3 separate regions of the Homo sapiens genome follow, and regions 1 and 2 are each linked to region 3. Evidence: chromatin contacts called from ENCODE Hi-C or POLR2A ChIA-PET data. All regions are on one chromosome and are shown on one strand. The core of a region is the stretch at or near the end of the contact, and the rest is flanking DNA. Distances in the headings are between cores, read along the strand shown.

Region 1 (2,952 bases), core at 310-2,809, 290 kb before region 3:
GAAATCAGAAACACGCTTGACTTTTACATGCCTCTTAAACTCATCTACCAAAGTTCCTCTTCTGAAGGGAAAACAAGGTCGCCTAGAACATCGGGAAAGCCTCTCATAAAGCTCCATAAGCCCCTCAAACTTGTGACTATCCATAATCCTGGGCCTTTTAAAATACTGACCTTTTGATTTCTCTTCCTTCTAGTCTACTTATCTCTAACCACAACCAGAACAATCACCCTAGAACATGATGTGTTTTTTGTTTTTTTTTTTGAGGCGGGAGTCTTGCTCTGTCACCCACGCTGGAGTGCAGTGGCACAATCTCGGCTCACCGCAACTTCCCCCTCCCTTCAAGCAGTTCTCCTGCCTCAACTTCCCAAGTAGCTGGGACCACAGGCACACACTGCCACACTCAGCTAGTTTTTTTTTTTTTTCGTGTTTGAGACGGGGTTTCACCATGTTGCCCAGGCTGATTGTGAACTCCTGAGCTTAGGCAATCTGCCTGCCTCAGCCTCCCAAAGTGCTAGGATTACAGGCGTGAGCCACTGTGCCCGGCCAGAACATGATGCTTTTATCAAGACATTCTACCATTCAGGAATCTACTGGCCTCCCAGACCTTCTCACGGACATCTACCAACTGGCCCTATTTCACTGCTCTGTAATTCAGACCACCTGTATCAAGTCAGGCTCTGTAATACCCTCTCCCAAATCGGCATGTCTTTCTTTGGACTTCTACTCATTTATTGGGCTTTCTGCCTAGATTGAATGGAAATTTTTCTTCAAGCCAGGTTCCAAACTCCCTGCCTGACCTAGTCCATAGTTCAGTCTTACCTATGTAATGAAACTTCTTCCTAATTAAACAACAAACTTCCCTTTCTCTGAACTACTGAATTTTAACTCATCCAATTTAACACCTTAAGCAGTGCCTTGTTTTGTCTCTTTATCCAAGACTGTAACCCTTGTCTCCAGAGACAGGGGTCTTTAAAGACAGAAAGCATGTCAGTACGTCCCACTTCACAGCAGTAACTATTTTAGTAATGCTCACTCTTCCGACTGAAAATAAAATGGGGCAAGAGTGGTTATATGCTTCCAGGCAATTCCATTGTGGAGAGCTGGGAACCTGAAGCAAGCATAAGAACAGAAGCACCTAATGCGTAGAATAGAGGCTGACACCAAAATCACCTAAATGTTGTCTGTGCCTCTAAGCTACAAAAAAAAAAAAAAAAAAAAAGCAACAATAGAAAAACCCTTCAACATGGAATTACTATATCAAAAACCCTTCAATATGGAATTACTCATACTATAGGAATACACAAGGAATTTCCACTAATTTCCAAATGTAGTCTATTTGGCAGAGGACACAATCAAAACTCTTAAAAAAAGGAGGAAGAAAAAAACTAAGAAGTAAAAGATAGCAGTAGATAATCACTTCCTAAAATAAACATTTCTGTTTATATGTTTTCCCCCTCTGGAGTAAAACTCAGCTTCTTGCAAGAACTAGACTATCCCATTTTTAATGACCCTAAAATGTCATCTACTTATAAGAAGGGGAACTGAAAGTGAATGACACAACGTAAACCAGTCTGCTAAAGCTACGAATGGGACTCCGTTCTGCAGGAATGGCACACAACCTCAACCCAAAGTGGGAAACAGCAGCTACTGTTGGTCTCACCCATGGCCACTGGTATGTCCGTCCAGTTCAGGGCACATTTCTGTGTGCAGATCCCTTCCTCATTGAGTACCACGGTGAGATCATCCTGGCCCACAGCCACTTTTCCATCTGCCAGAGGTGCAACTAAGGGCTCCAGCTGTTTTCCTGTTGGAAAGAGCTCTTTGATGGACCCCTTTCCATCCACCTATAGGAAGAAACAGAGTGAGTCACCTAGCATTCCCCAGCCAGAGGTAAGAACACAGGAAAAATCCAGATAGAACCCGAAACCTAGAGAAGCCAATAATATTCCTTGTTTGACATAAGAAAATGTTACAGAGTTTATTATAATAACCGTTGTTATCACAATGTAAAACCCGTTCTCTAATGCAAAGGAAAGCATCTAGCCTGGCAACTGACAATGCCAGGTGCTGGCAAGAATGCAGAGCAACTAGAACTCACATTCACTGCTGGTGGGAATGCAAAATGGTGCAGCTGTTTTGTTTGTTGGTTTCTTACAAAGTTTAAGATACACTTGCCATATGCCCCTTAAAGATACACTTACCATATGCCCCAGCAATCCCATTCCCAGGCATTTGCCCAGGAATGCCAATGTATGTTTACACAAACGCTTGTATGCAAATGTCTTAGATGCTTATTCAAAATTGCTAAAAATTGAAAACAACTTTTTTTTTTTTTTTTTTTGGAGACAGTCTTGCTCTGTCGCCCAGGCTGGAGTGCAGTGGCACAATCTCAGCTCACTGCAACCTCCGCCTCCTGGGTTCAAACAATCCTCCTGCCTCAGCCTCCTGAGTAGCTGGAACTACAGGCGTGTGCCACCACGCCAGGCTAATTTTTTTTTTTGTATTTTTAGTAGAGATGGGGTTTCACCGTGTTAGCCAGGATGGTCTCAATCTCCTGACCTCGTGATCCACCCGCCACGGCCTCCCAAAGTGCTGGGATTAAAGGTGTGAGCCACCGCGCCTGGCCAAAATCAACTTTGTCCATCAACTGATGAATGGATAAACAAACACCTTGCCATAGACTACTATTCAGCCATGAGAAAGAATAAACTATTAACACACACAACAACATGGATAAATCTCCAGTGCATTCTGCTAAGTGAAAGAAGCCAGACTCAAAAGCCTACATATTGTGTCATTCAATTTATATGACATTCTGGAAAAGGCAAAGCTATAGGAGATGAAGAACAGATGAGTGGTTACCAGAGGTCTAGGAACAGAAGGAGAGGCTGACTTCAATATGAGGGAATTTTGGGGGGTGATGGTAGTGTTGTGAATCTCGATTGTGGCATT
Region 2 (2,882 bases), core at 73-2,572, 390 kb before region 3:
CAGCAATCCTCCTCACCCCCACATCCAGGCAGAGTCCAGGCCTGGTTCTAAGCTGGTCTCACCTGCAACCACAGCGGTGCTCCCTGTGCTGTCCAGATGCACATCCAGGCATGACAGCTCTCGGGCCTGGGGAAGACCACATCATGGGCAGGGGCCTCTGCAGGGTAAGCTGAGGTCCCCTTAACCTCAACCCTCTGAGACCCACTGTCCCAAATCCACCACACACACAAGGAGTTGTGTGGGCTCAGGATGGGATTGGCTGCAGAGGCCCTTCATCCCATTGCCGATCCTCTGCCGCGGCTGAACCTGATATTCCGCAGCAGCCAGGAGGGCCCTGGCTCCACACCTCCCCTCCAGCTCCCCTGGCTTTGCCAAACTCCCGAAACCTCCTAGAGCGCCCAGCCCTCAGACACAGCTGTTTCTTCTCTTGTTTCCCTGTGGCTTGGAGCTGGAGGAGGTATTCTACCACAACTCCAAATAATCTAAGCAAGCCGCCCATCCATAGGAGGGTAGACGGGGCGTCGGACAAACCCTCAGAACGTCTCCTGGCTGTCCTCTGTGGCCTAACTGGGGGACAATGACAAGGCCAGGCCCCCGTGGCCTTGCCAAGGGAGCCTCTGCATGCTGTCTGTGAAGCATACCAGCAGATGCCCGCCACCCACGCTCCACACAATCACTGAATTTGCCCACCTGCTGTGTGTCTCCATCACCTCCTAAGAGGCAGTGCCATCGGCTTGACTTTATTTTCATGTGTATTTTTAAAAGTAATACCCGTCCATCAAACAGCCCCTAGGAGCTTAAATGCTGGGCTCTAGGTGCCTTCGCCCGTGACCCTGGACCCGCCTGCTCCCAGGTCTGTGCTGCTGGTCTGGGTCACTGTGATAATCGAGCGCGTCGCCCGCTCGCCACCTTGCGGCCATTTCTGTCCACTGCAGCTTCGTGAGCCCGTGGTCAGGAGCGCTGACCAGGACTCTCCCCAGTCCCAAGGAGGAGCTAGCTGCCTGAGCCTCTGATCCTCCTAGGTTGGCAGTACACCGCCCTGGGAACTCCCTCTGAGCCTCGGTGACCTCAACGTGAACAACCGGAAGGTGGGCCTGGCCTACCTGATTTCTTCACCGCTTCCCAGGGAAGCACTCAGTCAATCCCTAGAACTATGAGTTCACCGCAGGTGACTAAACACCTTCCGGAAGCACCCCGAACAGCCGTGGGCCAGAACCTCCTCTCAGCAGAGCCCTGCCTCCCCTCTCTCTATGCGCCCCTTAGCTCCAGGCCCCTCCAAGACCCACAGCCACAGGTGACCACCTGGCTGGAAGGCTAGGGGTGGTTTTACCACGAAGCCCTGCCCCTTCCTTGTCCCTGCTGGTCCACACCCCAGGCAGCTGCCCTCCCTCCCCAAGCGTCTGCTCTGGGGCCCCTCCCCTAAGCCTGGGGAAGGTGCTTACCACAATGACTTTGTTGGTGATGAGGTTTTCTGGGCGATCTGACCTGGAAAAATCAAACCATGCAAAGGCAAACGCTTCCTGCATTGACCTCCCGCTCCCGCCCATGTGGGGTCTCCCTGGGTGATGCTGAGGGCTCTGTAAGTCCTGGATTCGGTTCAGGGACAAGGGGAGATGCTTTGCAGGAGGAGAGGGGAGGGGAGAGAGCAGAGAGAGAAAACATCGGCCTTCCTCTCTGTGTTTCCCTAAGAGAAGCCCCGCCCCACTCCCGACCTCTCTGGCAGGGGTAGGAGATGAGGGACAGTCAGGCTGGACTGACCACAGGGAGATCTGGGTCAGGGCCATTTCCTCAGAGCCTGAGTCCTGAGACACTCCCTGGGCTGTGTGACATTACTCACGTTTCTTCCATCAGGAACTCCACATCCAGCTCCTCCTCTCCCTGAAATCAGAGAGCATGAGCAAGTCATCAGCACATACCTGTGTCTTCAGAGTTGACACAGTTCTTTTACAGGTGTCATCTCATCCTCTCAAGCGGTCTCCAAGGGAGGCACGTTAGTACAATTATTTCCAATTTATGGATGAGGAAACTGAGGTATGGGGCCAGATGGGCTACCTGCCCACATTGCCCACAGCTAGTAAGTCTGCAGAGAACAGGTCTCCCTCCCTTGGAGGTCCCACAACTCTGGGCAAGACTGAAGGGGAAGACAAGGAGCACAGCCAAAGGAGGCATGATGTGCAGGACCCATATCTTTTTCTTGAGGAGGGCCCAGACCCCCGAACTCTGCCGTCCCCACCCCCAGGCTGCAGCAGGAAGGGACGTGAGGCCTTCACAAAGCAGGCCTTGGCACCACCAGCAGGAGTGATGGATGCTGAGCTGTGTTTTGAGGGGTGGCCTTCCTGCCACAGGTGGCTAAAATTCCTCCACTGGGTGATTCAGCCTGTAACTGTAAAGTGAAGCCTTTTCCTTGCTTATTAAAATGCAAATCTAAAAAGGGGTTTAGATTTTTCTGTGAATGAGTTCACCCCAGCAGCCTCCCAACAGGTGGGAGAAATAGCTACTTCCTCAGCTTGGAGTTGGAAGAAGTGGGGCCCACGGGGACTTCCCCACCCACCCACCCACCTGGGGACTCTGGGAGAAGGTTTTCCGGAGCAGCTTGCCAGGGAGGACTTCTGAGATGTCATAGAGAACCTTGAAGCAGATGTCATCCTCCGTGACTGAGTCCTCATCATAGATGCTAAGCTCCAGAACATTCTAGGAACCAGGAACAGCGACTTAGCATTTTACCTGCTCATAGTGAGAGTAGCTCACCTCTGTTGAGCCCTTACTTGATGTCTAGAGTCAGAGAAGATCATTATGCCACCACACGTCTGCGCTTCAAAATAAAAAAAAAAACTGTAAAACTTAAATATAAGGAAATCTTATTAAATTTCAAATTTCCTCCT
Region 3 (3,148 bases), core at 316-2,815:
ACCGGCTGGGCAACACAGTAAGACTCCATCTCTATTATACACATATATTTAACTCCAGGGCTTCTCAGTATTTTATGTTAATGGGCCTCAGGATACTCAGGGATACCTTACACAGCTTTTCCCCATACTCAAGTCACTTAGAACCTTTTCTCCTCCATAGTTTATTTGGAGAAACCAGAGTTACACTAGTTTGGGAAATTGGAGACAAGCATGGCTTCAACACCAATTGTTCATAGTCCTATCTGAAAATAAGTATCAGTTATCCCTTCCAACTAACCCATTTTGTTACTTTCTTAAGTCATACCACTCACTTAAAGCAGGCCATTCCCTTGCTTTAAAAAAAAATAAAAAGGCAAAAAATAAAAATAAAAACTACAACCAGCTTTTCCTTTTTTTAAAAAAAAGGAAAATAAATAAAAACTACAATCAGCTTTTCCTAGGGCAGGAGTAGATAATTCCAGCCCTTCATTTAACTTCATTATGATCATGGAAAAGTATGAAGAGATAAAAGTATGTTTGAAACCAGAGTAGCAGAGCCAGAAAGATTTAAAATGGCAAAATCACAAAATCATGGTATCACAAGATAGGGCTGCTATTCTATGAAACTCTGATATCACATCTCTGAACAGCAGCCTTTCCATCTCACATCTTCTCCCTACCTCTGTCCAACGTGAAAGTAGTCATAAGGAATTCTGACTTATTGACAATTTGTATAAACCTTCATCAAATTTTTAAAACTAGAAGAGCATTCTTCTATTTTTGTAAACAGTAGCAGGTATATTATTAAACATGATTTTTAAATCTCACTAATTTTTCCATCACTAACAGAAATCTAGATAGAAAAAAAAATAGTATCCACCCAAGTCTACTTGGTGGATCATAATCGACCCTTCAGTCTGGCATCCAACACTGTTTATCAACTATCTTCACTTAATTACAAATTACAGTCCTGCTATTCCCAAGGCAAAACTGTTTTAATCAGATGAGCCTTCTTGCCAACTCCTAGAACTGTCATACTCCATTCCATTTGTCTCTGTACATGTTGTTCTCCTACCCAAAATATCTCTTCCTCGTTTCTCTTAAACCATCGTTACTCTAGACACTTTTCAAAGTTTACCACTTCCACTCACACTTCCCTGGCTAACCTAGCCCATGATCCTCCCAGTTCTCTGCATTTCCAGTAACAATCAAGAGCATCTTAAAAGCAAAGAGAATAAATTCCTCAGTATTTAAACTAGCAGCACTACTCTGAAAGCAAATGATAAAGGCAGGTAAAGGCAAAAAGTGACACAAATTGCAGCCAATTTTAGGTCCTAAAAAGATGTTTTGGCCGGGCACAGTGGCTCATGCCTGTAATCCTAGCACTTTGACAGGCCCGAGGCAGGTGAAAAACCTGTGGTCAGGAGTTCAAGACCAGCCTGTGCAACATGGTGAAACCCTGTCTCTACTAAAAATACAAAAATCAGCCATACCCAGCAGCACATGCCTGTAATCCCAGTTACTTGGGAGGCTGAGGCAGGAGACTCACTTGAACTGGGGAGGCAGAGGTTGCAGTGAGCTGAGATTGCGCCACTGCACTCCAGCATAGGCAACACAGTTAAGTCTCCATTTCAAAAAAAAAGTTTTACTTTGAGCAACATCCCCACCTTGTGGACATCTAGGATATTGTTAATACCATTTCTGCTGTGCTGCATTTTTCACAAGCATAGGCATAAACAGATTGTAGGTACATATAATAGATGCTATATCCTTAGCTAATCAAAAAGTACATGATTTTAAAATTACAGAAAGCAGTATGACTTCAAATAACCTTGGAATTTTAAGGTATCTTCCCTATAACTGGTTACTAAATTTCTGTGTCATCTAGTTTTGAATACGCTCAAATTCTGGATGGACAGAAGTTTAATAATACAGGTACTGGCTTTAGGAGGCAGTAACGAGAAAGAAACCAGTGGAATGAGACTATGGTTTAGGAAAGAAAAGAAGCATAAATAAGACATTGTCAAAGCTTTTCCTATTAATAACATATGTCTATTAATATTAATAACATCTATTAATAACATGTCTCTTTAAAAAATAGTCATAAAGCCTCAGATTCTCCCTCTTCCATTATTACCTTTTTTGAGCTGTACACGATGTGGCATAATATGCATTTTCGTTCTCGTACCATAGTGACCAGATCTGAAGCACTCAACGTCACAGCTGCAATGAGGAAGTAACATTTAGTAACCTTTTCTCCTCAGTACCTTCTTACATTCATCTTCACATAACCAAAATTACAAGTCTTATCTTCCTCACCTCCACCTTGCTCCTCCCCCAGATCTTTCCGTTTCCAGGTGCATAGGGTAAACATTTTGGGAGCCATCCTTGATCCTTCTTTTTCACCCCATATCCACCCTCATTAGGAAATTGTCAGACCTACCTTGCTATATAGCCAAATTCCAACACTTCTCACCACCCAGCACATCTCTCATCCCACACGGCATTACCCTACTACTGAAACGACTCCTTCCTTCTGCTCTTGTCCTCTCACAGCTGATTCTCAAAACAGTGTTTTGAGAGTAGCCAAAGATTCTTAGAATAAGATTCTTTTAAAGTTTAATTCAGAATGGACAGGTGCAGGGGCTCACGCCTGTAATCCCAGCATTTTGGGAGGCCGACGCGGGCAGATCACGAGGTCAGGAGTTAGAGACCAGCCTGGCCAACATGGTGAAACCCCGTCTCTACTCAAAATACATAAATTAGCTGGGTGTGGTGGCAGGTGCCTGTAATACCAGCTACTCAGGAGGCTAAGGCAGAATTGCTTGAACCCAAGAGCGGAGGTTGCAGTGAGCTGAGATTGCACCACGGCACTCCAGCCTGGGCGACAGAGCAAGACTCCAACTTTGAAAAAAAAAAAAAAAACAAGTTTAAGTTAGAACATATACAGGTTGAAAATTCCAAATCTAAAAATCTGAAATCTGAAATCTGAAATGATCCAAAACCGGAAACTTTTTGGGTGTCAACATGATGCTCAAAGGAAATGCCCGCTGGAGCAGTTTAGATTTGGAATGTTCCGATTTGGGATGTTCAGCCAGTAAGTACGCAAATATTCCAAGATCCGAAAAAATCTGAACTCCACAACACTTTTGGTCCCAAGCATTTCGGA

Evidence for each region. Hi-C counts contacts between places; a loop is a spot of excess contacts on that map. ChIA-PET counts read pairs that join two places held with the same protein, here RNA polymerase II (POLR2A). Pooled maps may share reads with other maps.
Region 1: a map with no recorded cell type shows a loop between it and region 3 (3-fold over the local background). The contact joins two enhancer-like sites. A Hi-C loop is called at or near these places in 8 of 37 single-sample maps with no recorded cell type and 3 of 50 pooled maps. POLR2A ChIA-PET finds 5 or more read pairs at or near these places in 3 of 52 experiments (AG04450, activated CD4-positive, alpha-beta T cell and activated naive CD4-positive, alpha-beta T cell).
Region 2: a map of MCF 10A shows a loop between it and region 3 (12-fold over the local background). The contact joins two enhancer-like sites. A Hi-C loop is called at or near these places in 5 of 168 maps with a recorded cell type or tissue (HCT116, IMR-90, K562 and 2 more), 3 of 37 single-sample maps with no recorded cell type and 10 of 50 pooled maps.

The regions. Positions count from the first base shown.
Region 1 is chr15:42,182,857-42,185,808 of GRCh38, forward strand. VPS39 (VPS39 subunit of HOPS complex) reads right to left here. Exons shown (of 25, transcript NM_015289.5): 8 at 1,661-1,844. Among named protein-coding and RNA genes, the nearest start is that of MIR627, 15 kb to the right of the region's middle. Within about 2 kb of position 1,560, at least 2 of the 41 ENCODE cell types and tissues checked have a DNase peak (open chromatin) inside an H3K27ac peak, as active enhancers do.
Region 2 is chr15:42,083,654-42,086,535 of GRCh38, forward strand. PLA2G4D (phospholipase A2 group IVD) reads right to left here. Exons shown (of 20, transcript NM_178034.4): 4 at 2,560-2,691; 5 at 1,838-1,878; 6 at 1,443-1,485; 7 at 63-126. Among named protein-coding and RNA genes, the nearest start is that of PLA2G4D, 9.5 kb to the right of the region's middle. RefSeq lists enhancers at 1-609, 554-1,753 and a silencer at 778-1,072. Within about 2 kb of position 1,323, at least 5 of the 41 ENCODE cell types and tissues checked have a DNase peak (open chromatin) inside an H3K27ac peak, as active enhancers do.
Region 3 is chr15:42,470,120-42,473,267 of GRCh38, forward strand. ZNF106 (zinc finger protein 106) reads right to left here. Exons shown (of 22, transcript NM_001366845.3): 2 at 2,117-2,202. The coding sequence starts at 2,170. Among named protein-coding and RNA genes, the nearest start is that of ZNF106, 19 kb to the right of the region's middle. Within about 2 kb of position 1,566, at least 11 of the 41 ENCODE cell types and tissues checked have a DNase peak (open chromatin) inside an H3K27ac peak, as active enhancers do.